Linked DNA regions of Homo sapiens: region 1 is linked to region 2. A link is a loop called in an ENCODE intact Hi-C map of the cell type or tissue named here. Cell type or tissue: B cell. All regions are shown on one strand. Links, peaks and the distances in the headings refer to the core of each region. The heading gives the core; the rest is flanking DNA.

Region 1 (3,992 bases), core at 747-3,246, 260 kb after region 2:
GGCTTCAAGCGATTTTCCTGCCTCAGCCTCCCAACTAGCTGGGATTACAGGCGCCCGTCACCATGCCTGGCTAAATTTTGTATTTCTAATAGAGATGGGGTTTTGCCATGTTGGCCAGGCTGGTCTAGTACTCCTGGCCTCAGGTGATCCACCTTCCTCGGCCTCCCAAAGTGCTAGGCTTACAGGCGTGAGCCACCTCGCCCAGCACGTAGATTTTTTCTCAATGTGTAACTTTGGCAGCTAGGGTCTCCGTCAGCGTGTTGAGATGCTCGCATTAAGAGGGGCGTGAATTAGCTGGGTGCGGTAGCTCAAGCCTGTAGTCCCAGCACTTTGGGAGGCTGACAGGTGGGAAGATCACTTGAGGCCAGGAGTTCAAGACCAGCCTGGGCAACATAGTGAGACCCCTGTCCCTACAAAAAAAAATTAATTAATTAGCTGGGCATAGCGGCACAAACCTGTGGTCCCAGCTACTTGAGAGGCTGAGGATAGCTTGAACCCAGGAGTTCGAGGCTGCTGTGAGCTACGATCATGCCACTGCACTCCAGGCAGGGTGACAGTGAGACCCTGTATCTAAAAAATTAAATTAAAAAAAAAATTTTTTTTTGAAACAGAATCTCACTCTGTCACCCAGGCTGGAGTGCAGTGTTGCGATCTCAGCTCACTGCCATGTCTGCCTCCCGGGTTCAAGTGATTCTTCTGTCTCAGCCTCCTGAGTAGCGAGATTACAGGCGTCCGCCACCAATGCCCAGCTAATTTTTGTATTTTTAGTAGAGATGGGGTTTCACCATGTTGGCCAGGATGAACTCAAACTCCTAACCTCAAGTGATCTGCCTGCCTCAACCTCCCAAAGTGCTGGGATTTAAAATTATTTTTTATTATAAAAAAGAGGGGCACGAGAGAAGGGACGCAATTGTGGAAACTGCACACTTAGGTCCTCACCCTCACTAGTTGAGCGCAATGGCCTGGCCATTGGCTGGGTATCGAAGTTTCTCTCTCTCCAAAGACGCAGAGTCGAATTAGTGTGAGTGACATGTGTTTGACAGGTGTCCAGCTCATCATGTAGACAGGCCAAGCCTTCCGGCTGGGAAGTGCTAGGCGTGGGGCAGCTCTGCACCCCTGTCTCTGCTCTGCCGCTCGCAAGCTCTGTGACCTTGGGGAATTCACTCAACGTTCCTGAGCCTCCATTTCCTTCTCTGTAGAATGGGGATGACGGCAGCAGTGACATCACAGTTTCGGCGAGAATTCCAAGAGATCGTGTGTGCGCGCGTGCTAGTCATTCATCCCATGCATATTTGTTGAGCCTGACTGTGTATCAGGAAGGGTGGGTCCAGCCGTGACAAAACAGGCACAGCCCCAGGCCTTGGGTGCTTTCTAGGGGGAAGTAGACAAGAAGCCCAAGAAGTCAGCACATGCCGGGGGTGTCAGAAGGTGAGAAGTACTGGGGGTAGCAAAGCAGGGAAGGCAGGAGGAACGGGGAGATGCAGGGCACTCCTGGCACCACCCGGATTCCCCTGCTGGCCCCCTTCCACCCTGAGCACCGCCGGGGGTGACTGCCTTCATCCAAGTGGGAGTGTCTCCCAGGCCACAGCCAGTGACCAAAACAGACTGACACGGGGAGCAGGACGGAGGGGAGGGCAGAAGCCTGGCCCCCTGAGAGGAAGGACTAGGAAAGATTCTGGTGCACAGGCATTCACAGCAGCACCAGTCACAATGGCCAAAAGGTAGGAACAGCCCAAGTGCCCATCAGGAGATGACAAATAACACGAGGGGCGCCTCCATGCAGGGGATATTGTTGAGCCGTGAAGAGGAATGCCACTCCTGTGAACTCAACTTGCTCTGAAAAGTAAAGTCTATTCAAAATGAAAGTGCGGCGGGAAGGAAGGAAATTCTGACTCAGGCTCTAACGTAAATGAACTTTGAAGACACGATGCTAAGTGAAAGTAGCCAGATGCATGATTCCGGTTAAATAAAGTGCCTAGAGCAGGCGGATTCACAGAGACAGACAGTACGTTAGCGCTTACCAGGGGCTGGGGGACGGGAATGACAGTTATTGCTTAATGGGGACAGAGTCTGCTTGGAGTGATGAAAACCTTTCAGAACAGGAGAGTGGTGATGGTCAAGCAACACTGTGAATGTCCTTAATACCACTGAATTGTACCTTTAAAAATGGCTAAAGTGGTACATTTTATGTTATGTGTATTTTACCACAATTGAAAATAAAGCAAGGCTGGATGCAGTGGCTCACGCCTGTAATCCTGGCAGTTTGGGAGGCCAAAGCAGGAAGATTGCTTGAGGCCAGGAGTTAAAGACCAGCCTGGGCAACATAGTGAGACCTAGTCTCTACAAAAAATAAAAAAATTAGCCAGGCACAGTGGTACACTCCTGTAGTCCCAACTACTCAGGAGGCTGAGGCAGGAGAATCGCTTGATCCTTGGAGGTGGAGGCTGCAGTGAGCTGTGATGGTACCATTGCACTCCAGCCTGGGCAAGAGAGTGAAACCCTGTCTCAAAAATAATGCAAAAAACAAAAAACAAAACACACACACACACACACACACACACATCCTGACCCACCTGGCTACAGATGGGACAAACCCTGGTGGAGTTCACATATCAGAGCCCCCCGTGGGTCCAGGCTGAGGCCGCCCTCCCTCCCTCTCCTGTAAAAACCTCTCTCTCTGGCTCTGCTTCTGGGGCCCTGGATCTAGGTCAGGAGGGCTGTGATTTAAAACAAGGTGCCAGGGAGGCCTGGTTGTGGCGGTGAATCCTGAAAGGGAGCCATCAGCAACTTAATGAGAAATAGACGAAACCCTGTTCTCAGCCGGGCGCGGTGGCTCACACCTGTAATCCCGGCACTTTGAGAGGCCAAGGCAGGTGGATCACTTGAGATCAGGAGTTTGAGACCAGCCTGGCAGATGTGGTGAAATCCTGTCTCTATTAAAAATACAAAAATTAGCTGGGTGTAGTGGCGCGTTTCTGTAATCCCAGCTACCCAGGAGGCTGAGGCACGAGAATCACTTGAACCCGGGAGGCGGAGTTTGCAGTGAGCCAAGATCATGCTACTGCACTCCAGCCTGGGCAACAAGAGCGAGACTCCATCTCAAAAAAATAAATAAATAAAATAAAAAAAGAAAGAAAGAAATCCTGTTCCCGAGACAAAGAAAGAAAGACGGAAGAAAGAAGGAAAGAAAGAGAGAGAGAAAGAGAGAAAGAAAGAAAGGAAGGAAAGGAAAGGAAAGGAAAGGAAAGGAAAGGAAAGGAAAGGAAAGGAAAGGAAAGGAAAGGGAAAGAAAGAAAAAGAAAGAAAGAAAGAAAGAGATCCTGTTCCTGAGACAAGGGGACCGAGGTACAGAGAGGAGCTTTGCCTGGGCCACAATTGTACAGGGTGATGGCACAGGGGGCACACGGGGCACAGATTGCAACTCCTGCCTCCCTGTCCCCTTCTCTCCACATGGCAGGCTTGGGCTGGCTGCTTAGGGTTAGAGGCAGAAGCCTCTTTTGCAGGGACCTTCAGAAGTGGCAGAGGATCTGGTTTGAGAGACAACAGACAGGAACAAATGGCTGGAATATTGAGCCTCAGGACATTCCTGCTCTGTGGGCCCTGCCCTGAAGGCCTTGGCTTATTAAACCCATAGATAGCCCACGCCTAACGGGAGCTCTGACCTCACAGACTGTGGCCACCGCGGCCACCATGATCTCGCCTGCTGCTCAGCGTTTGCCTGGGAGCTACCAGGCTCATGTTGCACCCACAGGAGCTGGGAGCCCATTGCAGGGCCCGGCTGGGCGTGGCGGGAAGTCGAATTTTCTTGGTGTCTAGAGAGTGAGTAGTGAGCAGAGGTGTCTCAAGACACACAACTCCAGGTTTCATTATCTGCCCTCGATGCCGGAATAATCACTGTGTACACACAGTGTGGGATCCCAAACAGTGCTGACTGTGTCCCCTGCTCAAAGTGCTGGCTGATGACAGGGATGTTGCATTGAAATAATTATGGC
Region 2 (2,500 bases), core at 1-2,500:
GCAACCACACTGGCTCCTTTATGTTCCCCACATGCCAATCAAATGCAGGCCAGGTGCAAGCGGACATCACTTAAAGGTTCGGGTTTTGGAAACAGATAGGCCCCAATTTAAATGGTGCCTCCTCCCTCACTAGCTGTGAGCTTGGACAAGTGCCCTCAACACTCCAGCCTCGGTTTCCTCATCTGGAATATGGGTGTAGGTCAAAGAGGACCTACTTCACGGAAATTTTGGATAGCCCAGAAAATTTCAGACTTGGTGAAATTTGGTGTTTGTCTTGTTTTGGTTTTAAAGATAGCAAACAGCCGAAGGGGGCCAGAAAGGGGCTGGAAGCCCACAGCACGCAGCCCTGGGAGGGCGAGGTGGGCAGAGGGGACAGTGCTTCTGCGGCACAGGGCGGGTGCAGAAATGCAGGACCGGCTCCCGGGGGCAGCAAGAGCCCGGTCAGCCTCCAACCCACCAAAGCCACAGGGGAGGAAGGCCACTTCCACTTGGTGGCCTCCTCCCCTGCCCTGTAGATAGGGACACAGCCCCTGCTTCTCAAGGCGGCCATCGGTGAGGGGCCCACAAGGCGAAGGCCCCGAAGGACTGAGGATACTGTGGGGTGCTGCGGCCTCTAAACAGGAACTGCCCCCCTGGGAGGCACTCACCAGCCACTCCCCGAGGCCCCTGAACCCCAGGAGCCCAGGGGAGGCTCTGGGCCCAGAGCTGCCTGGAATGCCGTGCACCGCCATGGCAACAGGCTGAGGACAGCCATCTTGGAAAGCCCAGAAGGGAGTGGGGGGAGGGAGGGACAGTGACATGTCCTGGCAGGTGCATTGCTGAGGGGACGCAGGGCCCGAGGGGACTCCCCAACATCCCCCTCATCCTCTGCAGAGAGGGCTGCACAAAGGCCTGGCGGCTCCCAGCCCAGGCTAGCCGGGGTCCCCACATGGGGCCATGAGGCACCTCCACAGCCACACAGGCTGGGGGGCATGGCTGGCCCCTGTCCCTCACCCCCAGGCCTTATCCTCCCGGGAGAAATGACCCCTGGGGGGACTCACGCCAGTGAGGGAATCGAGGCCTAGATGCGTGTGGAGCCTGGGGTGGTAGGGGCGGCACCCAGGAGGCCCCAAGGTCCAGCTCTCTCTTGCTCAGCCTCCGTCTCCTCTAAAATCAGAGGCACAGCCACTCAGAGGGCAGAAAGAGGGCAAAGGGGAGCAGGTGCCAGACGCAGGGCGCAGGCAGAGATGAGGCATGGTGGTGACTAAGAAAGCCAGCAGGGGCCAGGGAGGAGGCGGCCCCCCTCGGGCTTTGAGCCAGCCAGCAGGGCCACCAGGAAGAGCCAGAGTCCCAGGCGGCCTGAGCTGGCAATAAATGAAGTGACAGCCCCAGCCCTCAACCCGCTGGTGACACCAGCTTCTTAAAATAACGCCTTGGAACAGGAAGGAAGCAATGACTCAAAGCGGCAGAGAGGTCGGGGCTGCTGGGCACGCCCTCCACCACTGCGCCCGCTCCCAGCCTGGTCCAGTCCCCACAGCTGGGCTGGAGGGGCCGTGCCCCACCATCTCAGTGCCCCCGACCCCTGGTTAGCACCTCTGGTGCTATTTTCATCCTTTCCAATGCAAATTCCTCCAGGAAGGCCACAGGGATCCGTCCCTGCCGAGGGGAGGGGCGTTGGAACTGCAGCTTCTGATGGAAGACACCCTGGGAACTGGACTCTGTGACCCACAGCACCTCAGGCCGTCCCTGGCCCGGGCTTCTGGCACCCAGTTGGTAGACAGGACCCTGCAGAGGGTGCACCATGCAGCTGCCTCTGCTTGGAGGATGCCTGTGGCCACTCGGGCCTGGCAGATCTGTGCAGAACTGGCCGGCCGCTCTCCCAGGGGCTCAGCACACCTCCACGCCTCATCTCTTGCTGTGTGGCCCGGCACAAGGCACTCCTCTCACTGAGCCTCATCCAGAAAATGGGACGGCAACAGCTCTGTGAGGCGTCCTCCCTGTCCCCACTGACTGGCACCAAGCCAGGGGCCTTCAAGAGTCCAAACACTAGATCTTAGCCTCCTGTGCCATCAGCCTTGTGGAAGCCTCTGCTCTGAGATCCCCAAGTGGAAGACAACCCCGTCCCCTTGTCTCCAAAGAACCAGAGAAGACTCACTGTGGGGTCCCTGGTTCCAAAGCTTCTGACACCAGCAGCTGCCCACCCCCATCTGCCCACAGACTCCCACGGACAGGGGCTTCCTCGCCTGTGTTCCTCGGGCCCTAAGACACAGGCCCTTTCCCCCAGGAGGCCCCCGGGGACCAATCAGGAAACGGGAGCGGGAGGACCCGGAAATCTGGAAATGCTTGGGAACTTCATCCAACCCTGCCATCCCTATTTGGCAGAAAAGGAGAAACCGAGGCAAGAGGCAGCTTACTGGTGGAGATGTAAAATGGTACGGCCACTTTTCGGCCACTTTGGAAAACAGTTGGGCAGTTCCTCAAGGGGCTAAACAGGGTTAACAGAGGATCTAGCAATTCCACG

Evidence for each region. Peaks named below come from ENCODE experiments on the same cell type or tissue, not always from the same donor. Only the 100,000 strongest peaks of a DNase experiment are listed, where the experiment ranks them.
Region 1: it touches region 2 in a loop (14-fold over the local background); 3 of 110 quality-filtered maps call a loop at or near these places.

What each region holds. Positions count from the first base shown.
Region 1 is chr12:124,711,951-124,715,942 of GRCh38, forward strand. No RefSeq gene overlaps it. Among named protein-coding and RNA genes, the nearest start is that of NCOR2, 150 kb to the left of the region's middle. RefSeq lists enhancers at 891-1,536, 1,537-2,181. In B cell, for the core only: no CTCF peak of the experiment used is centred there; DNase peaks (open chromatin) are centred at 1,341 and 1,891; H3K4me3 peaks cover 1,013 bases; H3K27ac peaks cover 1,029 bases.
Region 2 is chr12:124,452,296-124,454,795 of GRCh38, forward strand. The region is part of intron 8 of NCOR2 (nuclear receptor corepressor 2); the gene reads right to left. Among named protein-coding and RNA genes, the nearest start is that of NCOR2, 110 kb to the right of the region's middle. RefSeq lists enhancers at 667-1,505, 905-964. In B cell, for the core only: a CTCF peak has its summit at 1,267 (motif pointing right); a DNase peak (open chromatin) is centred at 1,396; H3K4me3 peaks cover 1,143 bases; H3K27ac peaks cover 2,360 bases.